Regions from separate parts of the Homo sapiens genome. Here region 2 is linked to region 1. A link is a loop called in an ENCODE intact Hi-C map of the cell type or tissue named here. Cell type or tissue: Calu3. All regions are shown on one strand. Each heading gives the region's core, and the rest is flanking DNA. Links, peaks and the distances in the headings are about the cores only. Region 1 overlaps CTBP2 (C-terminal binding protein 2). Region 2 overlaps CTBP2 (C-terminal binding protein 2).

What was found. A loop is a pair of places that touch in the nucleus more often than their neighbours do. Peaks named below come from ENCODE experiments on the same cell type or tissue, not always from the same donor. Only the 100,000 strongest peaks of a DNase experiment are listed, where the experiment ranks them.
Region 2: it touches region 1 in a loop (2.2-fold over the local background); 15 of 110 quality-filtered maps call a loop at or near these places.

What each region holds. Positions count from the first base shown.
Region 1 is chr10:125,146,909-125,158,871 of GRCh38, reverse strand. The region is part of intron 1 of CTBP2 (C-terminal binding protein 2); the gene reads left to right. Among named protein-coding and RNA genes, the nearest start is that of CTBP2, 7.7 kb to the left of the region's middle. RefSeq lists enhancers at 6,432-7,393, 9,278-9,572. In Calu3, for the core only: no CTCF peak of the experiment used is centred there; DNase peaks (open chromatin) are centred at 1,881, 6,561, 6,801, 9,411 and 2 weaker places.
Region 2 is chr10:125,096,697-125,108,659 of GRCh38, reverse strand. All of the region lies in intron 2 of CTBP2 (C-terminal binding protein 2), which reads left to right. Among named protein-coding and RNA genes, the nearest start is that of CTBP2, 58 kb to the left of the region's middle. RefSeq lists enhancers at 1,355-1,874, 5,182-6,006. In Calu3, for the core only: no CTCF peak of the experiment used is centred there; a DNase peak (open chromatin) is centred at 6,279.

The sequences.
Region 1 (11,963 bases), core at 1,800-9,799:
GGTCGCGGACACGGAGTGAGCGTGTGCGCGCGAGTGTTTGTGGTTGTCCCCCCTCCCCCCGCCCGGTACTTTTTCCGGAGGCGGCCCAAGCGGCAGTTGGCTGCAGAGGACCCCACGTTTAGGATTTTATAGGGAAGAGGAGGAATTTTTCGTAGAAATCCCCGCTCTGCGTGCTCGTGGTGGAGGCTGCTGGCAATGGCCTACGTCGTCATACCGGGCTTCCTTGCCCTGTCCGGGGTAAACAATCCTTCTGTGTATTTACCCCCTTTTTTCTTTAAAGATTGGAGATCGGGTTAAGTTCTTAGAGAGTCTGATGCGAGTGGCTGGAAGGATAGACAAGAGAATTCTATTCTATAAATATGCATTGGGAATTTAAAATGCTAAACGCCTTATTTGCAATTCTGTTGGATATTCTAGAGACTGGTATATTTTTATCTGACATGGATAATTTTGAGGGGACGTTATATTTTGGGGAAGTTTACAAAGTGATTCTTTCTGCCTTTCTAACTTGGGCGAAATATATCGACTCATACCACCCTTTCAAAAAAGATAGCTTTCTCTACTAGGTGTTTGGGTTCGAAGACAGTTTAAAAATTACCTCGTGTTCAGTACCTAAGATTGCTGTTTTGCCTCGAGGGTTTTCCAAGTAGAAGTGGGTAGTTTTCATGTACTTTGAGAATTCTGAGGTTTTTAACCCCCCCCTTTTTTTTTAAATATAAATCTTTTCTATTTTGAAGTAATGAGACTTTAAAGGATCTTGTTTTTGTAATCACTTGATTTCAAAGGATACTTCTTACAGCAATTATAAAGTAATAGTCAAAATGCTAATTAGACATTTTCAGTCATAGCTGCTTTAATGTTGAAACAGAATTTTTTTCTTTAGCAGAGACTGTATCGTAGAGTTGAAACGCTAAATATTCTTTTGTCTGGCATCAGATCTCTGAACTGCTCTGACATTCTCCTGAAAAACCCCTAGTGCCCTTTTTATTGCCCCCAAAAGAAAAGTTAATGAGATGGTAGATTTCAAGCAAAAAAACAGGCCCTCTTTCTTGCAAAATATGCTTACAGTTGCCATTGAAGTTGGATGTTAGCCGTGAATGCACTTGCCTTTAATGAAACCAGTTTAATCGTTCACACTTGATCAAGTATAACATGAGCAAACAAAGGAAATAAGCCAGCATATTTCTGTAGAGTGTAAGTGTTGATGTTGGGTCACCCCCTCCCCCTACCCTGCCCCCCTGTAAAAGGGAGAGAGGGTTGAAGGCAAAGGGAATTTATGGCGCTGATTGGTTTTTTGTGCCCCAGGGGTAGGGGACCCCAGTTACATCCCTGTGGAAAGCAGTTATTAGAGGGAATTAAAAGATCTTGGGTTTGGAGCTTGTTTTGAACCTGACTAGGTGGTTTGGGTTTAATTCTTTTTCCTGTTCAGAAAGATAAGGTAAAGAATACCGACTCCCCCCCGCTCTTTTTTTTTTTTTAACCCCCACCTGACAACCCCCTCTCTAATTGTACCTTAATAAGAGTCTGCAGGTTGAATGCAGAACCCTGTGAGTTATTTACGGTTTCGCCTGGGAGCTTTGAAACTGACCCTTGAATGGGTGTTCTCCTGCGGGGAGGGGCAGGGTGAATTACCTTTTCTTAACTGATTTTAAAAAGCCTCATTGTCCCTAAAAATCATTTCCTTGCACGAGTTGCAATTTATGTGTGGAACTGAATCATCAATTCCGTGAAGAGAAAGATATTCGTAAAGTACATCTCTCTAAAGTTAAGAAAGTAAGAACGTTTGGCTAGTTAAAAACAAACACTACTGCCATTGTAAAAAACACGCCAGTGACATACTTGGTGAGATATTTTGGCCTTTTGAGAGTCGGGGCACACCTGTTCCTGTCCCTGCCAAGTTGTGTGTGCTTTCCCTGCCATTGTTAATCTGGTCGTGTACACAAGATGAAACGGTAAAACTTGCTATCTGTATAATTATTAACTAGTTTGTCAGTTACCCTTTCAGAGAATAATCAATAACTTCAGTCTTAACTTTTAAAACTCCAGAAATTTTACTTTTTAAGTCTGGAAAATGTTTCAAAGAGAGATTAAATGAAACAAACAAACAGCAACAACAAACAACAAAACCAGAAAATCAACCTACAACTTTTTAGTTTCTGAGTAGCCAGCTACAAGGCAAAGAAATGATGAATATATATAGTATGTACTGAACAAGCAGTGCACTGGATTTTAAAATGATATTTTTATTGTTACCATTGCTGTTAAAATACAAACAGCTCACACTATTTGAAATCCTTGAGATTCACGGATTGAAAAAAAACCGAAAAGGACACCTCTGAGTGAGGGAGTAGCCCTGCTGAGATCTAGCACCAGAATGCCATTTGCCAACAGTTCACTAACATCATGAATCATTTTTGAAAGCAAAGTTATACCCTTTGCACTTAACGCTTTCCCTAAATGGAAAAAATTTAAAGAGTTTACAGCAATGGTAGAATGGCAGCCCCAGTTGTCATTTTTTTACCACTGTCATTTCCATAGAGAGGGGCTGTCATCATAATGTATGTGCATGCAGCCTGGGTCCCTCTGTTAATCTATCAGGGAAAAGCAGCAGCCCTAGTGTCCTGTGGCCCTGAATCAGGCCACAAATATATATTCATACAGCACATGGTTGGGAAGGGAAATTTATCAGTTGGGCAGGGCACAGCTCAGGTAATATTTCCACTTTGGGATGGTAGGTCTGTTACACAGGGTGGAACATATTTTTGTAGTAACTAAAAAATGGGAGGGCAGTGTGTCTGTCCCTGGAAAAAGAAGTATTTGTACTTAATGGAAGTGACCCATGTGGTGAAATCTCGGGGTGTCTTTTCCCCAGCAATCTTTCTATGAATTGCTAGGGGAGGAATGCTTGTGTGAACTTACCCTGCTGAAAACTTTTAGTGGGCACATGAAATGCTGGAATGGATACACTTTTAGAGACTGTGCGGCCTGGCAGATATCAGTTTTCTCCCTTACAGCTGGTAAGCATGTCTTAATTTACGCTGCTGCAAGTTAAAGTTACAGCACTCCTGGAAAGAAGGGAAAATGCAAGGCTTCTCCTCCCCACCTCATCTTTTGAAGTTAATTTTCATTCAAGTCTGTGTTTGATGGAATATGTATCAAAGACTTATGAAAGAGTTTTTTTTTTTTTAATCCTATCTTGGGGTTTGGAAAATTATATTTAATAATTGCTAAAAACTTAAGAACCATTTTAAAGGTGTTCAGTGGCCCTTTTGATCATGATTTAATGGAGAGTATCCAAAAGCCATCAGTGTGACTCTAATGATATTCACAAATTAATGTTTGGGCATAATCTGGAGTTTGCTTTTAGCTATCATTATTAATGTTTAAAGCCTAAATTATGGCTGCACTTGGGCATTCAGAACTTCGCCTGTGAAAAGAAGGGCTTTGCACATTGTGTAAAAAAAAAAAGGGGGGATTCACAAATGAATACAGAATGTACAATAGGGAGAGAGCCAGGCCATTGTTTGTGTGGAATGTTGACCATGGGAGCCAAGGGCTAGTTTCGCCTTCATTCTTCTGACTGCTGGAGAACACAGAAACTTCAGGAGCTGTGGACGGGATGGGAACCAGGGGCACATTCATCCGTCTTTGCCGGGCATGGAGATTTGGCCTGCCCCCTTTCCAGAGTTTTTCTTAGAAGGTGGTCTTTTCTGGACTGCTAAGGAACGTCGTGTGCTTTCTCTTCTCAGTAATCTGCTTTTTTGAGGAACGATTTTAACGGCAGATAGTAAGAGTTCCTCAAGGAAAGTAAACAGACCTTTTCTACCCCCTCGAAATGTGATTTTAGGAAATGATATTCAACTTCAGAAAGGAGGCATCTTAAGTCACAGGAGGAAGTTGTGTTTATTTTTACTCCTCTCCTGACTTTAAAGTAGTTTTTAATCTGTTGGTAGCATTAGGGAGAATGCAGCTAAAATAAGTTTTTGCTGGATGTTCATGTTTTGCGTAGCTGCTGCCATTTCGGAAAAAGCTCCTCCCCCATTCACAAAGCCCTTCTCCTTCCACGTGGGAGCCGAGGTCCCAAAGTGGAACCAACTCTGTAGCTTAAGGGAGGTGCATTCCTGGCCCCTCACTTTCTAACCCTCACCTTAAGTGGAATATGTAGATAATATGTAGATCATTAACCATTGTTGGTGTCTGAAGCCTGTTCAGTTTTTTTAGCAACGACACTCGGTGAGAACCAGTTGTAGTTTGCATGTGTATATGCCTAGTCCCTCCCTCAGTGAATGTTTTAGAAAGTGATCTGCTTTAGCTGTTTACCTAACTAAATTTAACAGATGGTTGCCTAGAGTTGGCTTAATATTCACAAAAATTGTGATGAAATGGTTGGGATCTTATGAATGGGACAAGTGATGATTTTGTTTCTATAGAGAATTGTGACTTTTGTCCTAGGTAATAATAGAGACTTCGTTTTTCCCAAAGATCGGTTGGTGTTTAAAGGATGGGAACCCTGAATAGCTGCTGTTGTCTGCCCCTGATCCTGGTGGTGGCCAGCCTTGCCTTTGGTTTTGTTGCCTTCTGTGAGTCCAGAAAAGCCCTGGAGGCAGGGGTGAGGGGGGAGAGGGAGGGCTGGGCTTTTCATCCGTGGGGTTCTAAAAATCCTTCTCATTTATAAAATACAAAAATACTTACCTTCCATTGTATTGCTGATTTGTGCTTCCTCCAAAGCTCTCCTCTGATCAGCAGAAATGTGCTTCTTGCATTAAAACAAATCCTTAATTATGACTAAAAGAAACTGTCAGCTGCCTTAAAGATTGTCTGGAAATAGTGGCAATATTTCTGTGTCTCATTCCAGCCCACGTTGTGGCAGAAGCCTGGAAGGGCCACGTTAAAGGATGTGTCACAGAGACAGTGTGTGTAGGTCTTCCTGCAGCACAAGCAAGCTCAGGGCTTGTAAAGTCCAGCTTATCGTGGCTGTGCTCCAGCCATGCCTGAAATCTGGCCTCCAGCAATCTGTCCCGTCCCAGGACAAACAAAAACTTTATTATGGAGTCATGGAACCTGAGGAAGTTTCTCTGGAAGGAACCGAAGACCTAGACCGTGGAGGGAGATCAACTCCTCTGGCCTAATGGGGCTTTTCTTTTTCCAAGATGGAATTTAAAAATCTCATCTATAAAATGAGGCTAGCAAAGAATCATTTTATGGTGTAAGTGGCCAGAATCTAACCTGGAAGTGATAGTATTGTACCTGCCGCAGGTGTGTGTGTGGCAGCGGGAGGGTGGAGAGGGGAAATGAGAGGAGAAGAGTTTGGAGGGGAAAACAGAGCATTCGAGGTTTCTCTGCTGGAGGGGGTGAAAGGCCAGGAGTTTGTGCACCTTTCCTTTTAAATGAGCTCTAGCTGTGAGTTTATTATTTTGCTGATGGATGGTCTTTCGTGCAGTCTAGAAGTGCAAACACAGTCGGCTTATCCGCTGCTTGTTCAGGTCCAGGGAGACCAAGGGAACGGGTGGGGGCAGTGCTTGCAAATCCATCTGGATCCTGGACACCCCACTTGGTGTTGCTGCAGCCAGCTCCCAGGCCTGCCCACCTGGAGTACAGCCAGCGCCAGCAGCGGGCAGGGCCCGAGAGAGCTCTTAAAGCCATGTCCCAGGAACGGTTGAGGGAACTGAGAATGTTCAGCCTGGAGTGGAGACACCCCTGGGAAGCCCAACATTGTCCTCTGTGCGGTCATGTGGCCTTACTCTGCTCGGAACAGGGAGGCCTTGCTGTTGGAGCTGCCGGGCCAGATGGGCTGCGTGGGCTCCTGGCACAGGCAGAACTTGGCTGACCATTGGCTCCCAGTGCCAGCCAAGGCTCTGCAAACACCCGAGACCCTGATGGAGACTCAGGCTTTGGGAGCACCTCCTAATGAGCTGGGGAGGATACTGTGTTTTCTTCCCAGTGGGGGGTGACCAATAATCTTAAAGTTTTTTCCCTTTCTCCAGACGTTCAGCTGTGGTCCGCACTCTGGATTGCTCTATCTGCCCTGCGGACTGGATAGAGGCTCAGCGTAGATGCCCAGCTGACCTGACATTTCCTACCCATATTTCCTAGTGTTTCAGGAGCAGGCAGAGACAGACCTGATTCCTTTATCTCGGGGCTTTCAGATTACGGAATAGAAGTCACACTAGGAGGGCAATCAATAAAGAGTATATTTTGCTGTACAGATACCAATATGCACATATAAGTGCCTACAAGTAAAATCTGGGAATGTTTTTGATCTTAAAAACATTTCACAGTCATTAATCTTCACGACGCTCCTGCGGGCTGGGTAAATAGAGCAATTCCTATTTTATGCCAGGAAGAAATATTGAATTGCCTCCCCCAAGTCATAAAGAGGCTGTTTTTCCTCCTTGTTCCTGTGACTCGCGGTGTGGGGGGCCTGGGGCGCCTGGAACCCCTGCGATCCGCTCAGACTGACTCCAGGACGACTTCCGGTGTCCTGCGCGACCTTCTGTTGCGGGGAGCGCCAGTCCGCCACACCTGGCCGCGCTCTACCTGGAGGGGGCGGGGTCTCCTGCATTTCCCGGACCGCGGGGGTGCCCCACCCTGCTGCAAGGACGGGCCTCCTGGCGTCCGGGCTTCTGGGGTCCCGGGGTCCCGGGGTTCCTGGCTCCCGAGCCCCAGGTGAAGCCCCCTCCATCCCTGGGGTTCGCCCCTCTCCTCCCGGCGGGTGGACCTGGAGGCCCCGCCCCCGCGGGCCAGAACACCTGGCGGCGCGGCCCCGCCCCAGCTGTGCCCTCTTCCCCCCGCAGGGCACTTGGCGGCCCCACCCTGGCCCCTCCGCGGGCCGCGGTATCTGACACCCCCGGGCCCCCCCACCTCGCGCCTCGCCTTTACACTTGTAAATGGAGCCGCTTCCCGCCGCGGGGAAGTCGTTGAGAGGTGTGAGAATGGGCCCTGCCCCCTCCCCCCGCTCCGTGCCCACTTCCTCCTTCCTCCCGCTGGCCTTTGTGCTGGGCGGGGCCGCTCGGACCCGGGGCGGCGGGGGTCCAGCTAGACGCCGCCTCAAGCCAGCAGGGTCGCCGGCCCCTCTCCGGTCCGCGAGGCCCCGGCAAGGTAGGAGCCTCGAGACCACGCGGGACACCAGGTTGGCCCCCAGCCCGCACTCGAGGCTCAGAGCAGGGGCGGGGACCTGGTTGCACCAGGCCAGAGCCGCCTCCACCCCGCAGCGGTCGCGGACTCCGGGCACTCATGGGGACTCCTGGGGTCGTGGTGAGTGGTGAGGTTCGTTGATTGACTGCGCGATGGTGGCTGAGTTGCAAGCAAACGGTAAACAGCGGCATCATTTCCACTTGACCGGCTTGGGATCTCGTCTCCTGGGCAGTGTTTGGGGGTGACCACGGTTCTTGGATAACCTTCGAATCTGGGTGTTTTCCTTGTAGTACAAATAGCGCAGTGGCAGTTGCTGTGGGAAACAGCGAGGGCCACTGAGACCTTCAGCAGAACTCCACGTCGAGGACGAGTGACATTTGCGCGCCTCTGCTGCGTTCTCTGCTGTTCACCCCGGCGGCTCCCAACACCTGAAGCCTGGCGAGGCATGTGACTAGAGGTTGTCCGAGCGCAGAGTGGTAGGACGGTGCGATCTGGCCCGTTTCGTCTTGCCCTCGTCTTCTCCATGGAGGAATTTCTGTGTTCGCCTCTATGTTTTGCAGACTTAATTTGGTGCTCCAGAAACTTATGCAGCCATTCAAGTGCGCTCTACCTGTTATTCAAGTAACTAGAGAGCAACCATTTCTTGAGCACTTACTTAGTGTCTGGCACTAGCTCGCTGGGCCATTGTGTGTTGTTGCGTTGCCCTGACTCTTCATTGGTAAAACAGTGACTAACTATCACCTGTGCCTCTGCGAGGACAGCGCTGTGCTTGGCCAGGGCTGGAGAGCCGATCTCAAGGCAGGTGTCTGGCCTTTTCCTGGACATAGTGAGTCTGTGATCCAGAGTCTGACCCACGTATTCAACGGGGCCTGCCTCAGGCTTCCAAACAGGAGCCAGGCTGTTGTGAATATTCACTCCAAAAGTGCAGTGAATGTAAAACATCCTAGAGCAGGAAGTGAGGCAGGCCCCGTTGAATACGTGGGTCAGACTCTGGATCACAGACTCACTATGTCCGGGAAAAGGCCAGACACCTGCCTTGAGATCGGCTCTCCAGCCCTGGCCAAGCACAGCGCTGTCCTCGCAGAGGCACAGGTGATAGTTAGTCACTGTTTTACCAATGAAGAGTCAGGGCCAGGGAGCTTAGGTAATTAAGTCTGGCTAGTTACTACCAACTTCGCCTGGCTCTGGCTTCTCTGTGGCTGACCGAGGCTTCTTGTGGCCTTTGACTGGGACACGGGAATGTCTGGGGATGGCTTTGCCACACTAACCAAGACTAGACTCCTTCTTTCCTCCCAAGCTGTTTCTCCCTTGCCCTCATCTGTGTGTCTCTGATGCAGCACCACCCCACACTCCAAGAATGCATGGGCACACTCTCCTGGGGTTATGTGTGTAGCTTTCACAGTGCTTAGGGTTTCATGTGGTAAAATTGGATTTAGTGGCCAGGTATCATTTCATCAATAGGTAAGACCATGTTTGTGGTCTGGGATAGTGTGATCTCAGTTGCCCTCCACCCCCCATCTCCCTCGAGGGAGGGCTTGGGTCCATGGGATGCACCCCTCCCCAACTCTGGTTGCCTCTGGCATTCAACTGGAGCCATGTGCACACCTGAAATAGGATCTGGTTTGTGGGTTCCACGTTGGGGAGTTGGGGGTCAAGAGACAGGGAAGATGCTTAGGATTTCTCCTAACTGTGATAGTCTGTTTGCACCACTCCTGTGAAAACCAGGGAGAAACTAGGTTTTGCCGGGTGAACTTCCTTTGGGTCGCTCCCCTGCATCCGTGTGGTGTGGGCCTTAGAAAGGAATTTGAATTAATACTCCTGAACAAAGGGAACAGCCTTCTTTTCAAAGAGGCTATCAGAGAACTGACAGGGAATGGCACAGAGTTGGGTGTGTCTTCAAATCCAGAGACCAGCCCCGCTCCACCGGAAGAGTACCCGGAGCAGGTGATGCGGGAGCTCCCAGGTTGACCTTGGCTTTCCATAGAGGGTAAGGTCCCCACAAGGTGAAGGTTTTCCTGAAAAACAGGCTTTTCTTTATAAGATTACCTTCCTATTCTACAACCCTTCTCTTCTTTTTGTGAACACGTGTGTACACTTGTGAGCACATGTGTATTCTGGAAATCCTTGGTTTCCGCTGGGGCTCTGGTGGGGCCGGGGGTGGTGTGGATGTTGGGTGCCCCCCGCCTCCATCTTGGCCTTTGGATTCTGCTCTGTCTTGTGGATGACTCAAGGAAGTGCTGGGAGGAGTCTCTTGACAAATCAGTCATGTGAGTCCCGGTGTCCTGGCTCACCTCCAGCTTGGGTATGAATAGAGTCAGCCCATTTTAAGTGCCCCCTGCAGTTTTTAAACAGGTCTCCTTCCACTTCACTCCACCTGGAAGAGGGTGGTGGGGCCAGGATCATCCCTGGGCCAGCCCTCTCCTTTCTGTGGTGCCTCACTGGGACACTGAGAAGGGGGAAGCTGCTTTCTCAGAGGCTGTTGCTTGGAAAGTGGCATCTAAGCATGAGAATGACTGCGGCGTGCAGGTTCCCATGAATGGTCATTTCCTGTGAGCCGGGCCTTGTGAGTGGTCTTCCAGAGCCCATGTCGTGTCTATGGTGTGTCCCCTGTCCTGTTCCAGGTTTCAGGGATCCTTTGCGCTGGGCAGAAGATCCACTGAGCTGGCATCCAGGTTCCTCCAGCAGAACACGGCGCAGTGGTGGACCTGCCGCAGCTCTGAGGCCAGCGAGCCAGTTTTCCCCAGCACCCTGTTTCCCAGCCCTAGCATCTTCAGAGTGTCCATTCTCCTCGCTCCTCCACGGCGCATGCTTTTCACTCAGGGTTGAGGATTCTTTTTCCTCCACTTGCACACATCCTTCTCATTTCTCAGCTAAGCCTGGGATTAAGAATGAGGCTTCAAGTGACAAAAGCCAGGAGATTTCACAATTAAAGTTGGAATTGTGTCTGCAGTGATGTCTTCCTCAGCATTTAAGGAAGGCCTTGAATAGTGGGTAATATTTTTCTATCCTAAATTGGCCACATGGCTCCAAATAGTGGGCAAAGGAAGACACTCCTGTGGTAAATTCGAGAATGTCTTAGTTGAGGCTCTCATGTCCGTAGAGGATGAAGGGAGGGGGGTTATGACTCAACCCAGTTGTGCTTTTGGGTCCCTGGTTGTGTCCCAGTCAGGCCCGAGAGCTTAGAAGCAAATCCCGTATGTTACTTGGCCCCTCAGAGCAGTCTTTTAAAATATTTCTCAGCAAGGAAGCTTAAAAAGGAGTTTACTTTCCTAATTCTCTTTTGTTTTCTAGAGCAGCGGGCAAGGTGGGAGGGAGAGCCTGGGTTCGCTGTGGTTAGTGGGAAGGGGGCTGCAGCAGCACATGGACCACCTTTTTGGTCACGCCTGTAGCTGGGAGTTTTGCAACCTGGTGGTTACTTGGCATGTCAGGGTCCTGGCTCAGATCCAAAGTTTTGCTCTAGGGGCCCCGGCAGCGCACTTTGAAAGCACTGAGCTAACTGCTGTGCTCACTTTGGTGGCTGGTGACCAGAGAGGTCCCACTGGAAGGTCGTGAATGTCTTTCTTCCTTTCAAACACTGAGGCTCGGCCCAAGGAGAGATGGTCCTGCCCTCCTAGAGCTTAGTAGAGGCAAAACAAGGAAGTGTGGCAAAGAAGGGATGGAAAGAAATGCTGGACTTCTCTCCCACACTGGGAGGCCTTTGCAAAGGGCTTCGGTTTCTGAATCTGTAAAATGAGGGTAAGGAGAGGGTGTGTTGTAAGGATTCAATGAAGTAGTGTTTCTAAAGCCTTTAGAACTGGCCTGACGTACCGTATGTGTTTGTTAGAATTTTTTTTTTTCCCGAGATGGGGGTTTCACCGTGTCGCCGAGGCTTGGAGTGCAGTGGCGCAATCACGGCTGACTGCGGCCTCGACCTCCCGGGTTCAAGCAATTTTCCCATCTCAGCCTCCCAAGTAGGTGGGACTACAGGTACAGGGCACCACACCTGGCTAGTTTCTGTATTTTTTGTAGAGATGGGGTTTGCCATGTTGCCCGGACTGCTCATGAACTCCTGAGCTCAAGTAATCCTCCCTCCTTGGCCTCCCAAAAGTGTTAGGATTACAGGTGTGAGCTGCCAAGCCTGTCATGGTGCTATGTTAAAAATACCTGGAAGATGTCGTGCCCTGTGGTAGGGAAGGGGAGTGGCTGGTGGGGCTGGCTTAGTTTGGGAGCAGCCGTCTTCTTTCTCATTGATTCCTGGGGCCCAAAGCAATGAACTGAAAACTGTTCACGAGGTTAATTTTAGTCTGTGGGATGTTACTACGTATTAGGTCACTCCAAGAAACGCTCAGTAAAATATTTACTTTCTATTTAAGACCTACTTTCTCTTCCTGGAGAAGGAAGAAAAAAACTGCCTTGCCTGATGGGCAGCCAGGGTGGGGGCCCAGTGCTGCCCCAGCCACCCTGCCCAGGTGAAGCCTGTTGAGAAGGGTCGCTCAGGTTTGAATTCTCCTCTACTGAGGCCTCAGTACATAAACCACAGTGAACGTGGGCATGACAGGCCACATTCCGAGGAGCATATTTGTTGAGGAAAAGGAACTGTGTCTGCCCTTCCCTCTGTGCACACGTCATCATCATAGCTCCCTTCACCCTCCCAGGTCCCTGAGGAATGGGTGCGTTTGCCGGTCAGTGACCAGGGCTGTCGACTTGCTTGGTGGCATCCTGTTTGGTTTCTTGTGGGTGCTCAGTCAGCAGCAGCTGTGGTAACTGGACCAGGTGCAGCTGGGTGGCAGATCTGCTGTGATGTTTGAGCATGTTCCTGACCCCAGGCCCTGGCAATGGGGTGGTAATTA
Region 2 (11,963 bases), core at 1,983-9,982, 50 kb after region 1:
GGAATTCTCACATGGCCCCAGAAGGCGTGTGTTTGCTCTCAGACCCTTTCTGCTCTGTGGAACGTCACCATGCCCAGGGAGTTGTATCCAGCTCTGCCTGCTGTCTACATGCAGCAACACAAGGAGGTCATGTGGGATTGTAACCAAAGTAAGGACCACGTATGGATTTCAACCAGAGCCCACCTGTTGAGATCTCTGGTCTAGACACATCTTTTAAAATGTGGGCACAGAAGAAGGAGGTAGATGAAAATCACGTGACACCATCAGAGGTAATGGTGAATCCGTGAGGCCCTAGAGCCATTTATACATCGTTTTTGCCCTCTTAGTATTTTCTTTAGCATGTCCTAATTTTAAAAGCATCCCATTCCTGTTGTGCTAGACTTAATATTTTGGTTTATGGCCGTCTTTTTTAGTAACTTGACGTCAAACACTTCAGCCTTCTCCTGACAAGAGGCTCGTTCTCTCAGTAATGAATAGTGACGTGCTAAATTTAGATCGGATGCATGTTCTGCTTTTACTATCTGTTCTGTATGTTGCTATTTGTCAGAATGAAAGCTCAATGTGCCAGATGGCTTTGCTGGCTTCTCCTGGAAAAAGACTTCGTTCTCCATCACTTCAGTTGGGTCATGGTTTTTTAGTACTATTTTGTTGTTAAGCATTAATATTTGCAGCAGTACCCAATTATCTTTTTTTAACAAAAGTGTCACAGAAAAAGTGTTTTTGGTTAAATGCTCATAAATGAGGGGGAATGCAAATCAAATCCCTTAACTTTTATTATATTACGTAAAATGGTGGTAGAATAGTTGCAGCTGTGGTTTTGCAAAGATAGGACTGTTTCCGGCTGCCATGCATGCTGTATTATGTATTTTGACAGATCTCCAGGATGATGTAGAAGCTTGGCCTGCCGACCAGGGCCTCTGGGAAAGACAGTCTGAGGTGACACAGTGCTGGAAACTCAGTGTGCTTGGTGGTGGAAGAGGGGTTTGCCTTGATCTGCTGTGGGAACTAGGCTGGATTTCCATCTGAGTTGTGGCTGTAGCAGGCCACCTAGTTGAGGTCATCTTCCTGATCATTGGTCCTCTAGCCTGCTTCTGGCAGGACAGATATCTTTTTTCCATGAAAAACAGAAGGAAAGTATTGAATTACTCTGGAAACACATACCTAAACCTTGGGGTCCGATTGTCAATGGTTGTGAAGTGGTGGAGGTGTTGGCGCCATGGCCACTGTGCCACTCTGGTCCCAGTGTGTGGCCCCCAGAGTCCTTCGGGCCCTTGGCCTCCTGAGCTCCTGGCCTGCATGCATCCGTGGGGCCTTTGCTAGGGCCGTGTGATCCTGCTCCAGTGTTTGGGCCAGAAGCAAGACTGCCAACATCCGAAACCACAAACCAGAGGAAGATCCACAGGGCCTTTCATCTCTGGGGTTCTCTAGGTGAGAAACAGTCAGGAGGCTGAGATGGGGCAGTGGGGAAGATGCCAGCGAAGCTTTAGCCAGCCTTCGGAGTAGGGGAGGAGGGGCCCCCGCTGAAGCTCTTGGTTCTTGCTTGGATTTTATTCCTGTGCCTTCTGGATGTGAGTTATGCTTCGGAATCCCAGCCTCCCTCCACCCCCCAAGGATAAATGGGAGGCATTGATTCAGTGTTTGTTCTTCTCTCCTGAGCATCTCAGCAACCTAGTGTGGCCTCCCAAGTAGGGATGGAGAGATCACCCCGTCCATTCCCCTTCTTTTTGCTTTAGCATCTACATGGGTCCAGGGTCACACAGGGGTCACGCCCTCCATTCTCCTGGTGAGTCTGGCTTTCTGCTGTTACTGTTGTTTTCCGCTTCCTGCGCCACCCTGGCTGCTGGTTCTCATCAGAGTGGATTTGCAAAGTAGGGAGGAAGAGACCAGGCAGAAGGCCTGAATTTTCCCACTGTGACCCATGTGTCAACACTGTGTGGCCGGCCTGGGTGGGTTCCTGCTGAGTTGCTCCTTCGCTGGAGGGGTACCTCCGAGCAGGGCATCTGCAGGATGGTGGGCACACTTGCCTCTCACTCTTGGCGGGGCCAGGAGTCTCTGTTGCCACTGAGTGACGTTATGCTGGGAAATGGAGGCGTGGTGTCCGCTTCTCTTTCCGTGATCCTCATACCCTTCCCAAGACCCCCATTTTGTTAGTGAAGAACTTGACGCCCAGATCCACCTGCCAGCATGTGTGGCCTTAGGTATATCTGGCATTCAGGAGCCGATGAAGCAACCCCAAACTCAGGTCGCCCCGCGTCCCTTGCTGGTGGAAGCCTTTCCGGAAACACTGTGGTAGTGAGCCTGGCTTCCCATACACTGCAGGGTCCCTTTACAGTGAAGATGGCTTCCCGGGGGCTTTGATATTCCTGGAAGCTTTCTCAGGTTTGTCATGGTACCGTCCCCACACCCAGGGTTGTGGGAGGAAGAGCACTTGGTCCATGTGAAGTGGGGCCGCACATGGGGTGCATCTTTCCGCTGAGAGTGTGGCAGTGTGCAGAGAATGGGCCTCTGCTACCCCTCATCAGCCAACCCTGGTGGAGACCCCCTTGTGCCCTAGACAGGCCTGGCCACTGAACTGAGGGATGGCAGCCCTGTTGTGTGGGACAGCCAGAGACACGGGTCAGCGGCTGATTTCTCTGAGGCTTGGAGCGTGTGTTTGTTAAAGGCAAGAAGAGTGGGAAGGAGTGGATGGAGTGAGCGGCAGGGCCAGAGCCTCACTTGTTGAAGGGAGTGGTGGTGCATTGTGTTTACTGTCAAGTTTCAGGCTGGGGCGTAGATGCCGATGTGCAAATGAGTAGGCAGGGAAGTGAGCTTTCTCTTATTAAAATGTTGGCTTACTAATCAAGTGTTGCTGGGTGTGATTAGTGGCAGAGGAAAAGGTTATTTCTTTCTGTAAATATTTTTGCTTAACATTTATGCGTTACCATTGCTGATTGTATTAATACTCTTAGAATGCATTAGACCAATAACTTGTTTTTTTTTAAAAAAATGTCTTGGTTTTAAGCAGTTTCAGTTGGTCTTTATGGAAGGACACACAGCATTTCACTGAAGCTTGAGGGATCTGCCAGGTTCAAGTGTAAAGGGGCATTAGTTTCAACTTAGAGCAGCTCCCCCAGCTACAAATGCTGATAAAATAGCTCAGAAGTGCAAGAGCCTGGTTACTTTCAGTAATTTTAGGATTTAGTATCTGGATCTGAATTTTGACCATTGTTGAAGGAGCAGATAATTGGATGCATTTTCTAAAGTAATGATTTAGGCCAAGGAGGGCAGATCCTTTGAGCCCAGGAGTTTGAGACCAGCCTGGGCAACATAGCAAGACCCCATCTCTATAAAAAAATTTTTTTAAAAAATCAGCCAGGTGGTGGTGTGTATCTGTGGTCCTCAGGTTCCAGAGTAGCTGGGTGGGAGGATTGTGTGAGCCTGGGAGGTCAAGGCTGCAGTAAGCCATGATTGCACCACTGCACTCAGCCTTGGGTGACAGAGGGAGACCCCATCTCCAGAAAATGTTTTTAAAACTCGGCCAGGTGGCGGCGCCTGCCTATGCCTGGGTGGCCAGATTGTGTGAGCCTGGGAGCTCACGTCTGCAGTGCACTGTGATCACACCCCTCTACTTAGCCTGAGTGACAGAGGCAGACCCTGTCTCAAATAAATTAATAAATAAATAAAAGTAACGATTTAGGAAATGGCTGAGAATTCCCATGACCCTCGTGTCCTCGGGCCTGGTGTTTTCACAGGGGTGGGGGCGGGAGAAGGGGAGAAAGAAGGACGTGCTGTCTGTGGCTTCCTTCTTCCCAGGCATTCATTTAACACCAGCTGAACACATTTGCTTTATTGATTGGTTGATTCATTTATTTTTGGCAAACTTGGCAACTTCCACCTGGCCCCATGCTGTTAAAAATAAAGTCTTCTTGGTCGACTGAATGCTTTTGCAATTCATTCTTTCCATGTAGCAATTAAGATGATTCCCCTAGCCTTGTACCAGTTAAGGATAAATAGGAGGTTTTCAAAGAAAATGCTGCGTAATTCATCGGCATTTGTGTGTGAGCACACGGGTAATACATGCGAGTAGCCTCCGTGAGTGGACTCCTGTGTAAGGAGGTAAAATGGAACGTTTTTCTGCACTTATCCTGAGAAGCAGCCCGAACAGTGACATTTATACATATTTCATAATGTGGTTTCTTCAGGCACGCGGAGCAAACAAATCAATTTCTCAGCAGTATACTGTTTAAAAGAAACAGCAACAACCTGTGGGGAAGTTGCAGAAGCTGTTAAAATTAATTATATATGGCAAAAAGATAGAACATTAGGGGGAAATGTTAATGTGGGAGGATGAAAAAACACAGCCGTGGATGAGCAGCAGTGCAGAGCATCTGATGACAGTGTTTAATTTCCGTTTCTTTATAAATGTATACTGATGAACAACAATGGCGCCCGCACAGGGTCCTCCTGTTCCGTCCTTTCTCCAGGCCGCTGGGATCGAATGTCCCCGTGAGCATCCAGTCAGCTCCACGTGGTGTGAGCCTTGATTTCTGGGAACGGTACCGTGCTGTCTTTTAATAGGGATTTGTGGAAAACGAGAATTGGTGGTGAAGGTATCGAATTCCTGAGCCTTGTAATGCAACACCTTTCCCGTGGTCACCTTCCCTCTTCCGGTTCAGCTATACGTTGTTTAACTCAAAGGAAACCTTTGTTGTCGTGGGTAGGGTGTAACCTGCAACTCCTTGAAAAATTCAGCTTGGGTGATCAGTTTCCTCAGGGATGTAGGGGGAGAGGCTCTTCAGCAGGGGTGGGAGGGTGCTTACAGGAGGGTCCCAGAGCTGTGGGACAGGCTTGCCCCCTTTCCTGGGGGAAGCTCGCCTCTTTCCCGGACACTGCAGGTTTGTAGGATATACCCCTTGGTTCAGCTGGTCATGGCAAGTGAGTCCTCCCTATCACCCACTTCCGCGGTGGTGGGACGCCTGGGGGGCATGGATGGGGCCTGCGTCCTAGGAGACCTTGGCTCCAGCTGCTCGAGGCCACTTTGTCTCTTCTGCATGTCGCAGAAGCGTCTGTACCTCCTGGGGTTGGCTTTCCTGTGAGCATTTGGGCTCCCTCTGCCTGGGTGGCCTGTTGTCTGGAGGGAGTCTTCAGTCCCTCTTAGTGCAGCAGCCAAGGGTGTCTCTTCTCACTCCCTGAGCCTTCTGATTCCTGTATCAGGGGAAGTTAAAAAGTGTTGTAAATGGACTTGGACCAAGGAGCAGGACTCTGACTACGAACTTAGAACCTTCCAGAGTGATTTCCGCAGCTCCCTGAAGCAGAGCTAGCTCCTTGAGCTCATTGTCCCCTTAATTCTGTGCATGGCCTGCATATTGTAGATGCCCCAGAAGTAATTTTTTGAATGAATGAATCCAGGCTGCAGTGGGGCCAGGGGGGTGTGGAGTGGGCTGGGCACATGTAGGAGCGCATCGCAGCAGCTGTCTGGAAGGCTGGGTTGGTTCTGTGTTAGCTGGGAGTGTTTTCTGCAGACAGAAGGCAACCCAGCATGTTATACTACCTGTTCAGGGGAGGTGTGCATGTTCTGAGATAATCACGCCGTGTTCTTGAGCTTTCCACCGCAGGGAAGTGAAGTCATGCCCCCGCCTCTCCTTTGTGCAAGTAGGGCGGGGAGTCTAAACCCATGCAGGTAGGGTGTGGGGACCCAGCTGTACTCTCCCGCCACCTGTGGGTGCTGCTCTTGCGGCAGCCTCGTAGGTGAGGGATAATGTGGTTCAGCCAACCTGACTACATCCAAGCTGGGATGATGAGGACAGCAAGAAGGCCCACTGGCTCTGCAAGTCCTGTAGGCCTGGGTCCCTCGAGACAAAGCTCAGATGGCTTCTGTATCAAATTCAAGGACCCAGCATGGTGGCTGCTGCTTTGCTCACCTTCAGAGGCCTGGAAGCTGGTGTTTCCTGCATGTGTAACTGACGGCCCCAGTCCCACATTTGTTAAAAAAAACCTTCACTTTGATGAGAGTACAGTACTCCTGGCTTTTTGTAATTCAATTGAAACTCACTGCCACTCCCTCATTACAGCAGAAGATGACCTCTAAACCATGACACAGGGCGACAGCTTCCTCTGGGAAGGAGGACTCAACATTGATTTGTGCTCTGATCCCCACCCCCCTGCAAACCCTGGGCTTAAGTGGCAGCACTGCAGAGGCCTGCTGAAGGCCGGAAAGCCCTCTCTGCCTGTGTGTTTAAACAGAGCAGATTGATGCAGAGTTTGATGTGGCCAGGAAGAATTCTTTAGCATGGAATTGCATCATAACAGTCACTCCCTCCAGGAGCCCCAGCGGCTCTGGCACTTCCTCCTGATGTTTGCAAGGGGAAGGTAATGATTCTAATTGCACAGGACTTGGTCCTGGCCTTGGTGATGGCAGGAGGGCAGAGTCCTCATGGTATGGCCAAAAAATGTTTACAACTTGACCTTGTCCTCCTCTGATGGTGTTGACCTTGGACAAACTATGCCCCTCTGAGCCTAGTGCCTCAGTTTCCCCCTCTTGCAAATGCAGCAGGTAGTAGTGCTTAATCTCAGAGTTGTGGGGATTCAATGAAACAGTACTGAACGGGGCTTAACAGATACCTGGTACATGTTAAGAGCTTAGTCAAGAATGACTGCTGAGTCTGGAATGACATTATGGGGACTGACGAGGGAGGCTGATGAGAGGTGGCTTGGTGGGTACAATGTGCATTGTTTCAGCGATCGAGGCACTGAAGGCCCTGACTTCACCACAATGCAATGTATGGATGTAGAAAATTGCACTTGTACCCCATGAATATATGTACACACACAAAGATGATTGCTGCAGTAGCAGCAGTAAATGCACACAGCCAAAGGCTTAGCATGTGGGAGATGCCCTGCTCGCCTGGCTGGGCTGGAGGGGAAGGTAGTACAGGTTGCATCTCTCCAAGCCGGTACCTGTGGTCTATGTTGCAATGAACATTTCGATGCAAGACGAACGGAACTCAAACCTTTCTTGGTCGTGAAGGTCTGCTGTGTTCCTGAAGGTTCTGTCTTCCACCTGGCACTTGGGATGTGGGTTGCTCACTCCTTGCCCATCGACCTGGTAATAATGTTTTCCTATCAAGCAGTGAAAGGTTTGGGGTTTCCATGAAGCCTTTCCCAAATGTCACGCATTGGGGTTTTAGTTGTGAGGGTGTGCTGATCCCAGCCGCAGCCAAGGCGAGGTGCTGGCACCATGCTGCTGCACCCGCTCCTATGCCCACCTGGACATCTGTTTCGTAATGGACATCCTTCCCTGGGAACATGTCTCTACTCCTTTAAATGGCTTGAGGTCTCTGCAATTTGCCTGAACATTAAGTGTGACCAAAGAGCCTGAGGCCAGCCATGGAGAGGACGAAGACATGAGGCTTTCTCTCGAGAGCCACACTGGGAGAGGCCGGGAACACGGCCACTTCACATGAAAGGCGGTTAGATTCAGGTCACTGGGTCTGGACTCCTGCATTTTATGGCAAAGTCTAAAAATGCCGATTTGTAACAACCAATGTTAATGAATTCAGACTGTTTGAATTTCACACTGAATAATGGCTGGAATTATCAGAGCCCACAGCTTATAAGATCCCTGGATCGTGTAATCTTTTCTCAAGATTTAATTGATAGAATGATGTAATATCACATTACTTTTATTAAAAGTTCTGGCCATAAAAGAGAAACACCTATTAGGATAGAAGAATTTAGTAAAAATAGTAGTAATAACAAGACAGTTTGGAATATGTCATATATTCAGTAAATTTCAAAAGTCTTCATCTCATTTAAAATACAGTATTGTGCCCATAGATCCTGAATGCAATACCTTTGTACCCTAGGGCTTCCTCTTTCCTACACTAAAAACATTCTATTTAAATGCAGATTTTGATTTGCAATCTAGGAAGAGGATTCTGGAAGAATGGGAAGAAGGACAACTCTGCATCTATTAATTTTAGTTTTATGTTATTCGCGTTTTTCCTCTCATCCTTATCTCCTCCAGCCCTTCCTTCCTGTAAAAGGATCCTTTCTAAACATACAAATAAAGACATGCTTAGAATTTCAGCACATAAGAATGTTGTTACGCCTTCTTTTATTTTTGTTTAAAAATTAAATTAAAAAATTTTTTTTCCAAAAATGTTTGTTCCTTTGATTTGTGTACGTGTGTGCACGTGTATTTGCCCCTGGGTTGTAGCCTTGTCTTGCTTTTCCACACATGCTCCCAGTATCTTACCTAGGAAATGAGCGGAACAGTGGAATTACCAAGTGCAGATGGTAGAACTTCCCTTACCAGAGCCCAAGTGACTTGTGTGATATTGAGCTTTGGTTACTAAATAAATGGATTTCTGGCTTTTGACATTGTACTCTGAGAATTGGGTGGCCAATCATCAAATACCATTTTTTTCACTGTTGTCTGCATTTAATACAGCATCTTCTGCCATACGCACTTGTCAATTCAAACATGAGCGTTACATTTTGGTCTTTATGATCTGTCAAGGGAAAATGGAAGTAAATTCTTTATAATATGCTAATTGATGTATTTGGGAATTTTTAGATGTAGACAACATCTGTGCATGCCGTTAACACAGTTAATAGCTCCCGTTCTTCAATATGAGAAGGTTTTCAGAGTCTATGTGTGATCTAGATGAGACCTTCTGTGTCCGCCCCCCCAGGACTTGGCAGTGTCAAATTTAAGGCTGTTTTTTCTGGTGCCTTAGGACTGAATCTGAGCCTGCGCAAAGTCCTGTTTTGAGGATGCTTCTGGCCACAGTGTGCTGGGATTGTGTTGGTTCTGGGAAGAGCCTGGCTGGCCAGACCTGGTCTTATCTATCACCCCCATCCCTACTCCGTCCTAGCCTGGACCAGACTGGCTGGAGTGATGGGTCCAGAGAAAGAGACCGTGGACCTGAACAGTCCTTGGGACCCTTCTGCCACTCTTGGAGGTGCCACCTCCCCTGGTAGCTTGGCACCATTTGGGTTCTCCTTTAGCCATGGGTTTTTGACAACTCAAGAGCTTATTTTCCATACAAACTTGTTGATGGTTTTCTAAGGCAGGAAGCATTGCTTTATTGAGAGTGAGGAATTGTACCCTTTGAAAGCTGCCCCCTGAAAAGGGAGTGGAGAGAGATGGCTCCAGTTGGAGTTCAGGATGGGGGTATCTTTCAGTGAACTTGGGGGGAGGGCTGAGTGGTGGAGCTTGGGGCTCATGTCCCAGGCCTTCTCTGGTCAGGAAAGCAGAGTTGAAAAGGGCCCTTTTAATCTGGAGGGCCCAGAATGGTCCAGCCAGTTGCCCCGGAAAGGAAGCCTCATGTGGCATGCGTGCCAGACGCTGCACAGCTTGAGTTGGTCCTATGTGTGTGGCACAGCCTTACAAGGTTGAGGTATTTACCTTTATTCCTATAAATTGATGGATAAGGGGGGTTAATTGATTTCTCTTGGCACTTGGCAAGAACAGACGTCAGATTTGAACCTAGGTCTAGGTTTCAGTTGCACACCCAGCATGTTCTGCTCCACAGCCTTTTCCTAAAATAGTTTAGATGTTGGTATAAACCTGTGCGTACTGAACGTGCCTGACCGTGTGCTAGTATGATGGCTTTTCTACAGTGTCTCCCTAGACTCCATGCTTGCAGACCGACAGCGCGTGGAAAGGAGGCTTTCTGGCTTGGTAAATGCTCAGTCAGGTGAGCTTGCTGAGTTTATTGTAAGCTTTGCAGTTCCATTCCCCACACACCCAGTGGTGGGGATGGAGGGGGCGCAGGGAGGAGGTGGCCCCAGAGCAGATTGAGCCCCTTGGTCTTTGCTGTAGCCAGGACTCCAGGCTAAAGTAGCACAGGGTGGGCAGCTCCGAGGCCTGGGTGTCTCTCTGTCTCTCTCTCTGTCTCTCTCTCTCTCTCTCTCTCTCTCTCTGTCTCTCTCTCTCTCTCTCTCTCTCTGTCTCTCTCTCTCTCTGTCTCTCTCTCTCTCTCTCTCTCTCTCTCTCTCTCTCTCTCTCTCTCTCTCCCCCTCCCCCATTTCTCTCTCTGTTCACCCGCAGCAGCCCCAGGCTGCGTCATTGGCACTGTGAAGGTGCAGGGCACAGGTACAAATAGGGGGGTCTTCTGGCCATCTTTGGACATAAACCCCCATCCTCGGAAGCATGGCCCGCTCATCCCCAGGTCCTGGCCTTCCTAAGGGCTGTTAAACACACATCAACCAAGTGATGCCTTACGGACCACGCATATACCAGACGCAGCTGGGTACCGTGTATTCTCTTGATATTACTATATTCTCAGCCACCAGGGCTAGTGTATGTGGGTGTCATTGTCATTAGCAGCCTAGGGAGGGAATGGAATTTGGGGAGTAGTCTGCCTAAGTTCCATTCCGTTCACTCCAAGAGCTGAACACGTGCTGGGTCCACACACCTGTGGACTGATGGCTGGGACCGTCTCAGTGCTTGGCAAAAAAGAAAACGGGGATAGCAGGCACTTTTTGAACATTGATTACTGACTGCTGCTGCTGTTACTGGTATTGTTGGCATTTTTTGTTCGTTTGGTTTTTGAGACAGAGTCTCGCTCTGTCGCCCAGACTGGAGTGCAGTGGTGCGATCTCGGTTCACTGCGATCTCCGCCTCCTGGGTTCAAGCAGTTCTCCTGCCTCAGCCTCCCTAGTAGCTGGGACTACAGGCGCCCGCCGCCACACCCAGCTACTTTTAGTAGAGATGGGGTTTCACCATGTTGGCCAGGCTGATCTCAAACTCCTGACCTCAAGTGATCCACCTGCATGATCCACCTGCCTTGGCCTCCCAAGGTGCTGTGCTGGGATTACAGGCGTGAGCCACTGCTCCCAGCCTCGTCGGCCTTTTTTGCCTTCTGCTTGTACCTCAACCCTTTGGCAAAAAGTAGGAACTACAGAGGGCCTGTCATTGAGACTTCAAGTTGCCAATGCCCCTCACCTATTCATCTGAACTCAGGCACATGTACATGCTCACACGTGTGCATGCTCACACGTGTGCACACATACATCTGACATGGACACACTGATATGCACACGTGTACAAATTGTGAATGGTATGGACCCCACGTGAGGCATGCACCTAAGGCGCGCCTGTAGCAGCGGGACAGAGAACAGGCTTCCTTGTACCCTGTACTCATCACGGGGGTTGCGCTGGCTTCCTTGGGTTGGCTTTGAGGAGTGCGGCTTGTGACTTCTCCACGGTAGAGAACTGAGGCCTTAGACAAATAGTCATCCATTGTAACTGTTCCCTGCAGTGTTGATAGAAATGGTGTTGGGATAATTAGACTGTGCTGCTGCTTTCTCCTTTTCTCCCAGGTTGATGAGTAGGAGCAGTTTAATTTGAGACTAGTAAATTTTGTAATTGGATTTAAAAGACTGAAATGAGCGGACCTGGTTTCCATATTACCTTTATACCCCAGCGAGGGGAAATGCTTGAGTCAGGTGTGGATCAGATTATTTTATTGTGCCAACATTAATATTGGGAGCACACACATAATCTGGAGTCAGCAGGTTCATCCACTACTATCTCATTAAATTTTCAGGCAAAAGCTGCAAAAATTAATTGGAGGCATGTAATAGTTTAGAATGTGTGCCAGCTTATGGTAATATAAATTATGTGAAGAGAAGACAGTTTTATATACTGAGAGAGGGAAAACTGGTTTACTTTAATGAGAAGAGATAGAAATGTAGAGCTATTTTTTCATTACAGATACACTCTAAAATGTTTGGACTTAGTTGATGAATAGAGTTAATTCGCTGCTACAGTTCCAATAATTCATGTTGCACAGTTTAATGACTTCTAGATAAAAACAGGATTGAAATGTTAATTTCTCGGAAGAAATTGGGGCACTCTTGTATATCAGACATCTCCCCCCCACCCCCCCATTAAACCACTAGTTAATTCCACCAAACAAGTCTCTTTGAGCTATTTCATGCCGTGTAGACTTTTGTATTTCTTACCTGGGCTG